Regions from separate parts of the Homo sapiens genome. Here region 1 is linked to region 2. Evidence: chromatin contacts called from ENCODE Hi-C data. All regions are on one chromosome and are shown on one strand. Each heading gives the region's core, a stretch centred on a gene start or an enhancer-like site at or near the end of the contact. The rest is flanking DNA. Distances are from core to core; before and after follow the strand shown. Region 1 holds the start of RPL39L (ribosomal protein L39 like). Region 2 holds the start of ETV5 (ETS variant transcription factor 5).

The links. Hi-C counts contacts between places; a loop is a spot of excess contacts on that map. Pooled maps may share reads with other maps.
Region 1: a loop to region 2 is called in a map of natural killer cell, with 12 times the contacts of the local background. The contact joins the promoter of RPL39L here to the promoter of ETV5 in region 2. A Hi-C loop is called at or near these places in 2 of 168 maps with a recorded cell type or tissue (endothelial cell of umbilical vein and natural killer cell), 2 of 37 single-sample maps with no recorded cell type and 9 of 50 pooled maps.

What each region holds. Positions count from the first base shown.
Region 1 is chr3:187,135,499-187,141,607 of GRCh38, reverse strand. RPL39L (ribosomal protein L39 like) reads left to right here and starts at 2,112. Exons shown (of 3, transcript NM_052969.3): 1 at 2,112-2,395. RefSeq lists a silencer at 1,972-2,201 and enhancers at 2,242-2,391, 2,432-2,531, 2,400-2,906, 4,096-4,596.
Region 2 is chr3:186,106,309-186,112,097 of GRCh38, reverse strand. ETV5 (ETS variant transcription factor 5) reads left to right here and starts at 3,009. Exons shown (of 13, transcript NM_004454.3): 1 at 3,009-3,158. RefSeq lists silencers at 2,697-3,326, 3,357-3,456 and enhancers at 2,490-3,468, 4,227-4,286.

The sequences.
Region 1 (6,109 bases), core at 863-3,362, 1.0 Mb before region 2:
TGGATGACCAAAGGTCAGGAGTTCGAGACGAGCCTGGCCAACATGGTGAATCCCTGTATCTACTAAAAATACAAAAATTAGCCAGGCATGTTGGCATGCACCTGTAATCCCAGCTACTTGGGAAGCTAAAGCATGAGAATTACTTGAACCTGGGAGGCGGAGGTTGCAGTGAGATTGTGCCACTGCACTCCAGTATGGGCGATAGAGACTCCTCAAAGAAAAAAAAAACAACTATATGAATTAAAGCTTACATTAACAACAAATAAGAGTTTGAATGTGTTATCCTGCATATGGAAATCAGATAGGTCTTTGAAGAAAAACTGCAACCTCCGCCTCCCAGGTTCAAGCGCTTCTCCTGCCTCAGCTTTCTGAGTAGCTAGGACTACAGGCACGTACCACCACGTTTGACTAATTTTTGTATTTTTAGTAGAAACAGGGTTTCATCATGTTGGCCAGGATAGTCTCGATCTCCTGACCTGGTGATCCACCCGCTTCGGCCTCCCAAAGTGCTGGGATTACAGGCGTGAGCCACTGCATCCGGCCAGAAAAACATTTTAAAATACTTTGTACACTATTTGAAATGACTATGGAATGCTTGTTTCAATCAATAAAAAAAAGAAATATGAAATGTGAAATGCTTGTTTCAATCAATAAAAAAAAGAAATGTGAAATGTAAAATTTAATAAAATTTAAATTTTAGATACATTTAAAATGTCAAAGTCCTCCTTAAGCTTCAAGAAAATAAAATCAATCTCCTTAAAATGAACAAATTATGATGAATTCGTCAAAAATATTTATATTGTGTTAACCTCATTTACCAAGACATTTCAAATTTACATCTTTGTGTCTGTTAAAGACAGATTTAGAAATACACTAATTTTATTCAAATACAGTTTTTAGTTATGATGATTAGATTTAAAGATATGTGTGATCGGTCAGTTTATGATTATGTAGAATAACATGTCAATATTTACAGGATAATGCAGGTAGGTAAGACACCTGTTCTACTATTGCATGATTTCATGATTTAACTGGTGTAATTAGGAAAGGTTTTAGATCTAATTCGAACTGTCATATCCACTTTTTTTTTTTTTTTTTTTTTTTTTTTTTTTTTTTTTTGAGATGCAGTCTCACTCTGTTGCCCAGGCTGGAGTACAGCTCATTGCAACCTCTGCCTCCAGGGTTCAACCGATTCTCGTGCCTCAGCCTCCTGAGCAGCTGGGATTACAGGCACCCGCCACCACGCCTGGCTAGTTTTTGTATTTTTGTAGAGACAGGGTTTCATCATGTTGGCCAGGCTGGTCTCGAACTCCTGACCTGAAGTAAACCACCCACCTTGGCCTCCCGAAATGCTGGGAAGATATACTTCTAATAACAGCATTTCCAACTACATTACTTGGTTGAAACAGTTGAAACTGCCATTGCAGTTGCAGTAAAGGTAACAAGAGGTAAACTTCTAATATGTAACAGGAGATTTGACTTTTCTCATATGTAACAGGAGATTTGACTTTTCATCTAGAATTAGAACCAAAATCGTTAAATTTGTATAGATATTTGCATTAGCAGAAATCCCATTTTGTTCATGTTGTTTTTAAATAAAGTGACTCGTTTAAAATTTAGTTGCATTTTAAAAATCTGTGTTATGGGAGTGGTAATACTGACTCCAGGCAGGGAAATGAGACAATTGTTAGAGACGCAGGGATGGAGCTGAGAGGTCCTCCTGGTCTCCAATGGCCCGGCGGTGGCTCGATGGGAGGGAGAGCGCCCCCTGGAGGCATTGGCGGTTCCTGGCTCGTGTGCTCGCGGGAACCCAAGCTGTGAGCCTCTGGCCCCGCCAGGGCGTACGAATCCTTTCCTCGTTTATCCAGTATTAAGTCACGCTGTGTGCTAAGTACCGTGGCCAGGCAGCAGCTAGACAACGCGCTGAGGTAAAATAGAGAACTAAGGAAGAATGGGGGACCCCAAAGTCAACTTGGTGACACATCACACGCAGGAGTCGGACCCACGGCTCCCCGAGCCACAGCTCAGTGGGGCGGGACCGCCCGGGCCTGGGCGGGGCCGGGGCGGGGCCTGTCACGGGGGAAATCACCGCCCTAGCATCCGGGGAAATCGCGGTCTTAGCATCCGGCGCGCGGCGGTTGAATTGCTGCGCCCAGCGAGGCAACCGCCTCCGAACGCCAGGTGGGGGCGAGGCGTCTCGGAGTCTCAGAGACACCAAGGCCCCTGCGACAAGGTGGCTGCAGCTAGGCCGGGGGCGTCAGGACGACGGAGCGGGTTCGGGTCGGTGACACGCAGACCTGAGGGAGCTGGGCCCGCCTTTTCCGCCCGCGCCCCAGGCCCTTGCAGATCGAGATTTGCGTCCTAGAGTGGGAAAAAAGCAGAGGCCAGGGCGCCGGTAAGTAAAGGTTCCTCCTCACCCGCCGCCAGGGCCCGGTCCGCCCAACGAGCAGGGCGGCGTGAGGGTCACGGGCTGGAAACAACAATGCCACAGCTCAAGCCGACTCCAACAGTAGTAGCGTTTTTGTTTGTTTGTTTGTTTGTTTGTTTTTTGAGACAGGGTCTCCCTCCGTCGCCCAGGCTGGAGTGCAGTGGTGTGATCTCGGCTCACTGCAACCTCCGCCTCCGGATTCAAGCGATTCTCCCGCCTTAGCCTCCTGAGTAGCTGGGGTTACAGGCGCGCGCCACCACACTCGGCTAATTTTTGTATTTTTAGTAAAGACGGGTTTCACCATATTGGTCACACCAGTCTCGAACTCCCGACCTCAGGTGATCCGCCCGCCTCGGCCTCCCAAAGTGCTGGGATTACAGGCGTGAGGCACTGCTCCTGGCCTACAGTAGTGGCTTCTGGAGGCCACTCAGGCACCCCCTGTTTCTAGCTTAGAGAAGGAGGAAATCGACAATAAAGTAGCCTTAAAGGGATCCATGTTCCGCCCTGCCACCTCTTCAGATGTCAGCGTTGTCCAACTAGTGTCCCTAGAATTACCCAGGATGTGAGTGGCACTGATTCATCAGTGGTTTAATCAGCAAAACCAAGTGTCTTACCTATCTGCCTCATCTGCTCACTGCCTCTTTCCAAGGCGTTCTCACAGGCGCAAACACTTTCTTTTCCTCCATTAATTCCAGTAGGTAAGATTTTGCAGTCTCCTTTAAGGTCCCCGTTTCTCAAAGATAGCCCAAGGAATCTCGCCACTTCCTTGCCTTTTACACATCTGGATTCATCCAGAGACATAAACCCTGACCAGGACTAGCTTCAAAAGGGTCCCACCCGTGCAGTCACATAGGGCTCAGAAGGGCCCTGTACTTACTTTCTTGCTCTGCTATGGCAATCTTGAAATTCTTAATTTTTAAACCAGCACCCGCCTCCCCTCCCCGCCACCTCCACAACATTTTCATTTTGCACTGGGCCTGGCCTTAATTCTCAATTTTCTCAAAGGCTGTCATGTAACTATATAAAAATATAGTTAAAAGAGTTTCTTCTCTAGACATGTCTTTAGTCACTAGGACATCAAGAGACAGGACGGATGCTTCTATTAACTGAGAGTTGTTGGAATCATAAAGGCTTTGTAATCCAATAGTCACCCTCCACGCCTTCTCAATTTCAGAACCTAAGAGAGTTTGCTTAGAGAAAGAACCTGAGAGGTTGTAAAGCTGAGCTGACCAAAGCTCATTGAATCACATGTAGCTATTCAGCACTTGAAATGTGGCTGGTCTGAAAAAAGATGTGCTACAAATGTTAAAACGCACACCAGCTTTTAAAGTCTCTTTTTTTCCTTTTTTTTTTTTTTTGAGACGGAGTATCCTTCTGTCGCTGGAGTGCAGTGGCGCAATCCTGGCTCACTGCAACTTCTGCTGCCTGGGTTCAAGTGATTCTCCCGTCTCAGCCTCCCGAGTAGCTGGGATTGTGGTAGCTGTGCCTGCCACCACACCCGGCTAATTTTTGTATTTTTAGTAAAGACGGGGTTTCACCATGTTGGCCATGGTTGGCCAGGCTGGTCTCGAATTCCTGACCTCAGATGATCTGCCCGCATCAGCCTCCCAAAGTGCTGGGATTGCAGGCGTGAGCCACCGCACCCGGCCAATTTTTCTTTTTCTTTTTTGAAGACGGAGTCTTACTCTGTTGCCCAGGCTGGAGTGCAGTGGTGCAACCTCGGCTCACTGCAGCCTCCGCCTCCCGGGTTCAGGTGATCCTCCTGCCTCACCTCCCCAAGTAGCTGGGACTACAGGCATGTGCCACCACGCTGTCTAATTATTTTGTATTTTTAGTAGAGACGGGGTTTCACCATGTTGGCCAGGCTGGTCTGGAACTCCTGACCTCAGGTGATCCTGAGCATTTTGGCCTCCCAAAATGCTGGGATTACAGGTGTGAGCCACTGCACCTGACACTTTTTTTTTTTTTTTTTTTTTTTTTTGAGGAAGAGTGTTGTTCTGTTGCCCAAGCTGGAGTGCATTGACTCAATCATGACTCACTACAACCTCATCTCCTCGGCTCAAGCCATCCTCTTGCTGCCTCAGCCTCCCGATCACAGGCATGCACCACCATGCCCAGCTAATTTTTAAATTTTTTTGTAGAGATGAGGTCTCACTATGAGAAACATACTCGGGCTGATCTCAAACTCCTGAGTTGAAGCAATCCTCTCGCCTCCCAAAATGTTAGGATTACAAGTGTGAGCCACTGCACTCAGCCTAAAGTCTCCTTTTTAATTTAAAATATTTTATCCACCTTTATATTAATTACATGCTTAAATGGTATTTTAAATAAATCAGATTAAATAAAATATATTCAAATTAATTTTACCTGTTCCTATTTATTTTTTAACATGACTCAGAAAATTTTAAATTGTAACTATATGTGGGGCTCACATTATATTTCTTTGGGAAAACACTATTACAAAAGTTTTGAGATATTGGAAACTTCTTATAATGTTCAGAAAAACTGCCTTCCCCACCACCCACCCCACCCAAAAAACTACTCACATTGACTCTTATCTCCCAGAAAATACCACTACCTACTCTTATCCTATGCGATCCATATCAAACAACCTTACTAACCCAGCTTAACTCAAAGGCCTTGGCAGTTAAAGAACCACAGCCTAATTACAGATGGTCTAGGGCTGCAGAGAAAGGCTCAAACTTCCCTCAGCTGTTGCATTAGAACCAACTCAGTTGCTGGCAGACCTATCTCTACTGCTTTGGCTGTTTGATTGTCCAGTTTTGCATAAGTGAACTGTAAAACTATAGAGAAAGGAAGAAAGATGTCATCAGGGAGGGTGGTCACCTCACCAACCTTCACTCCTAATTATATTGTTACAAACTCTGGCACTGCAGCATCCTTGGGCTGACTTCTTTTTGTCAGTCACACCACTTTAAAAAGTAATTAGCTTTAGTGAAGAAATTGCCGATGCTCTAGTCTGAAGTGTAGATAGGGACAGAAAATTACCTGTAAATTTAAGCTTTCACTTGAGCAGTCTCCATTAGTTATGGAATATAAAATGGGCAGACTCCAATATCTCGATCTTTAGTGTTTTGAATGGCTCTCAAAAGCAGTGTGATGAGGGAAGATGTTAGCTTTACATCAGTGTGTACTGGATGCAGTCCTAATCCAGTCCTCCTAGAGCCTCTAGTTCCATGGAAAGAGTTCTTAGTCTGTTAGTTCACATGAGTGCCAATTGTTCAAAAGAACCTGGCATCTCTCTTGCTCTGTCTCTCGCCATGCGGCATGCCTGCTCCTCCTACACCTTCTACCAAGAGTTAAAGCATCAGATGCCTAGCAGATGCTGGTGCCATGCTTGTACCACCTGCAAAACCATAAGCCAAATAAAACTCGTTATAAGTTGCCCAGCCTCAGGTATTCCTTTATAGCAAGGCAAAATGGATCAACACACTTGGTTTATGTCTTCCTTTGGAAAGATAAGGCTGTTTGTGAGCTACCTCACCCACGAGTGTGTTTTGCCTATTCACTGCTTACCCGTCTGTATTAGTCTTTCATGCTGCTGATAAAGACATACCCGAGACTGGGCAATTTACAAAAGAAGGAGGTTTATTGCGCTTACGGTACCACATGGCTGGGGAGGCCTCACAATTATGGCAGAAAGCAAGGAGGAGCAAGTCA
Region 2 (5,789 bases), core at 1,760-4,259:
CCAGAATCAGAGACTCTGAGAGATGGAACAATCCTCAGAGTTCTTCTATCCTGGAAAATGCATTAGTCCCTCTACCCTATCCCTAAATCTTTCTGCATAAATGCCTCCTGTGATGGAAGACTCAGGGCCAGATACAATCTTCCTTTGCTGGACCACTCCAAACATCCCAGAGTCCTTCCTAACCCTATTTGGAGCTAAAATCTGCCTCCTTTGACTTTGGCCAGCTCTGTCCTTTACCACTCTGGGTTGAAATGATGTTTCCCGGTAGTCGCTGAACAAGAGAGGCAGATGCTAGGTCTCCCATATATGGGCTCTGGGATGTGACCACCTTGGCTCCTATCCAAGTTCAGCAACTGACTTTCAAGCTCTGTGACCATTGGCAAACTACTTAATCTCTGTGTCTCAGTTTCTCAACTATATATTATAGAATGGAGACATTAATAGCCTGACCACTTTGGTACTATTATTATGAGGATTAAATGAGATAATCTGTGAAGAATTATATATGGCATGAACAAGTCATATATAAAGTGCTGAGTAAACTTCAGATACTGAAGTTACACAGCAGACTGTGGGCTCCTCCAACGCAAAGACTGGGTCTTATTCATCTCTGCAACTTTTTTGCCTAGCACGAAGTCTGGCTGAATATTTGGTACAAAATACATGTTTACTGGATAACTAAATAATCGCAATAATTAATTGGCAATTATTCTGGTGTAATCCCCTGCACATGATCGCGTGTTCAAGACAAGCATTTTTGAAAAAAAATCTATCGCCCAATCCTCCCCTGCCCCCACCTGAGCCACTATTTGTTACTACTCAACCCAGAACTATCCTACTTCTCTTTTCAAAGTGGAATGGAGAGACTTGGCTTGAGGCAAAGGTCACAAGAGCCAAACTCCAGGCATCAGGTCCAACCCTGTGAGGAAGTTGCTGTGAAGCGTGCGGCACTGTTTTCCTGTAGCCAAAGTTATAAAGTGTGATTGATGTGTTACGGTTTAGATGGTGAGGATATGTGGCTCTGTGGGCTGTAAGCCTTCCGGAGGGCTGGGGCCTGAGAGACTTAAGGGAAGAGGAGTAAGAAAGCTCCTTTGGAAAAATGAGTTTAGAGAGCAGGATGTCATGGGATGGGATGGGGAGGAGCGGGAGTGGGGGTAGACAAAATTGGGGAGGAGGAGGATCTGGGAGCTTACCTGGGCCCTTCATCTAGCTAGGGAGATAGAGCTCTCAGGAATGTCAGCAATAAGCTCAGAGCACAACTGTACTAGTGTAAGATCTCCAGCCACCAAACAGAAACGGTACCACCTGGAGAAAGAAAAAGGGCACTAAGGGAAAACTGGAGTCGGAAGCAAAATGTTCTACCAGGAAACTAGATCTCAAGGAACTGCTTGTTACATGTTCAGAGTACTTTCCATCCATCAACTCATGCCCATTTCAGTCTTCCAAAGTCAACAGCTCCAGCGTGCCTGGTCAGTGCTGAGCCCAGGACTCAACACGGGTGCTGCAGGTTGCTTAGGGGCACGCCAACATTTCAAGGGCTATAAACGACAGACCAAGTGTCCGCTCTGTTTAAGAGACACAAGTGGAGATAGGAAAGAACCTTTGACTTAAGTGTGGGGGTGGCAGGGGCAGGAACTGCCCCAGAGTTGGCCACCGTGGGACCCCCATTGCTAGGGGCTCTCTCCTGTCACTTAGCATCTTTCCTCCCCACCGCTGGCACGCGGCGTGAATGGCAGGGCACTCCAGCAGGACGAGAACAGAGCTCCGTCACAGGCCCCCAGCATCCCCGGAGAGAAGATAGAGCCGCCCCACGGCCTTCACAGGAGGGGGTAAGGGGGCGGAGAGGGGAGAGGATTGTTTGTTTATTTGTTTCCTGGAACACCCTGTTAAGAATCTCAGCAATTGCAGTTAGTGCCCTATCGTTTGGCAAGCAGAGCCGCTTCTCGTCGTTCCCAGCTGCACGGGATCTAATTCGCAAATACACCATCTTGCATTCAATACTTAAATGGAAAACAAGCAGCCCGGGGAGGGAGGCAAAAAGTCTGAGTCTGCATGCCCGTTTCGGAGGGATTTAGGTTTCCAGGTCGGTGGACTGGCTGCTGCTGTCCCCGGAGAGGATTTCTTTGAGCCCGAACCCTGTCTCACCTCGACTACAGAACCCACTCTGGCGGAGGTTACGAGCCGCAGTTAAAGAGAAAACGGGATTTGGTTGGGTCTTAGGCCTTGCCAGTACAAAATAGTAACAAAAATCTGTTTGAGAGCTGAGATTTTAAAAGGAGATGCTGCTTATTCTTCCCACTGGAAACCTGGTTAAAAGAAATTAAGGCCTCTCTTAAAGGTAACTAAGATTAGAGGGCTCGGTTTCCGTTTTCTGTGTTTCTGTGGGCTAAACGCCCAGGTCGGTCAGCGAGTTTGTGTGGAATGACGAATTCCTCTCCCCTGAATTCTAAAATGATAACTTTGCTTGGTGCTGCAGCTGCGAACGTCTGGCGCCAAGAGACCCAATTCTGGTCGGGGCTTTGCTGGATGGAGAAGTGGGGGTGAGTGGGTAAGGGGGAAGAGTCGTGCCTCGGTGAAAAGTCGGGAGAGCGGCGAGAAGGGAAGTAACGGCGGCTCCTCCTGGCCTCGGCCCCTTTAAGTGCTTCACTGACTCAGCTAAGCTTCCCCCTCAGGTCGCGTTTTTTATGAATGAAAAACGTCCTTACATTCATTATATAAACAAGCCTGTGCTGATTGGCCAATGGCCCCCGGTGCATAAATTATGTAAAACAGACCCCTGAGGGGGTGGAGAGAGATGCACCGCTGGCCAATGGGGGCCGGAGTTGATGGGGCGGCTTGGTTGGATTTGCCCGCAGACAGGGTAAACAAGAGGTGATGGACAGCCGCGGGAACGGCCTCTGGCCAATGGGAACAAGGCTGGGCTAGGGCCGCGGGCCAATGGCGGCGGGCGGAGCAGCGAGCCGCGGGGGGCCGGGCCAGCGCTCCAGCCTGGTTGGCAGCTGCGGCGCAGAGTCCAGCCGCTGGTGCGCGGAGCGGTTCACCGTCTTCGGAGCGGTTCGGCCCAGCCTTTCGCCCAGGCGCCCAGGCCCGCTGCGCGCGTGCGTGAGCGCGCCTGCGCCGCCGGGGCCGCTGCAAGGGGAGGAGAGAGGCCGCCTCAGGTGAGGGGGCTTTGCGGGGGCAGGGGGGAGATCGGAAGGGGCGTCCGGCCACTGGTCCGACAGGCCCAGCCGGCTAGAGTTCACGGGCTGATTCAGAATCTTCAAAGTCGGGGTGCAGTAGCTGGGGTGACCCCCCCCGGGTTGACCGCCCCCTCCCCCCGCGGCCCGGTCCGGTTTGGTTCCTGGGAGGCGTCGGGCGGGTGCGGCTAACGGTTCCGGAGCGCGGGGAGAGCGGCTTTCCACACGTCGTGGGGGAGGCGCCCCGGAGCGCGAGTGCGGGGGCTCCCGAGTGGATGGGGGATCGCGGAGTTGCGAGGCTTTCACAGTCTCTGGAGATTCGAGAGCCCCGAGGGGACTTGGAGGCTCGCGAGAAGAGACGCTTGGCGGAGCTCCGCAGTTGGGAGGAGGGGGCGGGAAGCAGTTTGAGGGGAATGTCTGAGAGGCGCTGCCCCCCAGAGCACCGGGAGGGGGTAAATGACACAGGCAAGTGCAGCCTGCGGGGGCGGGGGTCGACCAGGAACTTACGCAGGCCTTGCAAGTTTCAGGTGGTGGAAAGTGGACATCCAGTCGCCCTGCTCCCACCCAGCAGGCTGAGGGCGTCCGGCTGTGCGGCGACTCGAGAAAATCGGGGCGCACCGGAACAGCGGCCTGGGGATGGTGGGGATAACACGGGTGTGGAGGGGACAGCACCGAAAGATGCTGCAGCCTCGCAGCGGATTAGGGTTCCGGCCGCATTTTCAGAGGGTGGAGAAAACTCGGGGGGGAACCGAACTCCTGGTCGACGAGGGGGTGCCAGGGAGAGATGTTGGGGGTGGGGGGATTGGAAGCGGTTGGTAGCGCCGGGCGCCGCACCTCGTTTTTATGAATGTGGGTGACTTTATGAATGAAGCGGGTTTCTTTCGTTGGCTCGCTGCTCCCTGCGGCTTTTTTTTTTTTCTTCCCTTTTTGTGAATGAAGCATTGAGCTTTCTTCCTAAAACGCTGGGGTGAGGGGCCTGCGTCGGAGGCTGGGCGTGCGTTGGAAATGGGGGCGGGGGCGCAGCTGAAGGAGTTTTCATGAATGGGGAAGGCTGAGAATTGGGTGGAAGTGTGTCTTGTTTTGTGAATGGGGCCCAGCGCTAGAGATCCAGTTACAGCCTCTACCTGATGTGGCGGCCGCGGCTCGCTCTCCCATTCATAAAACCGGGCCCGCTGCGCGCCACAGGGGAGGGGCCTGGATCGCGCCGCTGCGCTGTGCTAAAGTTTTCCTGGGGGCGCCCGGGGCGCGGGTGGTGGGGGGGCAAAGGAAGTGGTTTAAACTCCTGGATGAACTCGAGCCTTTCCTTCAGGCTTTTAAAAAAATTATACTTGGAATACAATTTTTCTAACCCTGGAATGCCTCTTTTCCGTTCGTTTATGGCAGTTTATTTCTTTTAATTTTTTAGAATTTTTTTTGCTCTTCCGGGTGAAGTATTTCATCATGAGACTGAAAAATATCTCCCCCTCCCGTCTTCTACTGGTTGTCCCCTTCCTCCTAACACATTCACAAAATGTCTTAGGCCATGATTTAATCTGACAGATTTTCCTAAGCGACAGAGCACTCTCTCTTTCATGCCCCTCAACTCACTGCTGAGGTTTCTCAGATTTTGTATACGGTTTGGTGGCATTTGAGAGAGGCGTTATTCTGAACATTTCTTGTGGTGTTTGGACGGGGCACGCAGGCAGGCTGGCGCGAGTGTTTTTCTAGGAAGTTATGAACTGTGTGCTATTTTGCTCCTCTCTTTCCTTTGACTTTGAAAATATCTGATTCCTTGGGCCAAAGTGCTGCGGAGGATGCTGGCTGTGAAGGGTGTCCTTGTATCCTGCCCACTTATGAAAAATTTGATATGCTACACACAGTGTGAAAAACAAATTGGATGGAATTGCTCACCGGGGGAAAAGTTTCCTGTTTAAAATTGTGTATATGTCAAACAAAAGAAGTTGACCTTTAAGCATTTTGAATTGCTTAGAGCTGGAGTGAGTGAAATTAATGTTTTTCCACCTTTTGTTGACTTAACGGTGTTTTTATTTGAAGAATAAAAGTGTTTAGGAAGATGGTACCTCCCTGAAATTGTTACTTTATTCCACTCACGTTAGGAGAAGTTTTCTCCCTTCTAACCCCACCCTTTTTCCCCAGACTCACACACTTACCCGTCCTGAAATGAGTTTCATTTGGGGGTGGGGGGGTATGTCTAGAAAAAAATGATTCCGCTATATGAAACAGCCTAAGTTTTAAAAGACCTTTGGTAGAGATGCATTGTACCACATGCAATGGAATTAGTTTTTTTAATCCATTACTTTTCATAGACATTTTACTCTTTTAGAAGTTGGAGATGTCACAAATATCTCTGTAAGTAACCAGGGAGATATTTGTGACATTACAGATGCTATATCTGTTTAGTCCTCTTTTAAATAAAGAGTTGTGTGTGAAGATAAGTATACCTCTGATCAATTTATTCCAGGAACTATATATAGTGTTTTAACAGTGACCTACAAAATGCTTTTGGAAACACCATGTATGTCAGATCTTTAATTGCCAATAATTTGGAATACTTAAACCCAGTTTCTCTGCTTCCTGACACTGTACTGTCAAAAATTAAATTATCTCTTTTTT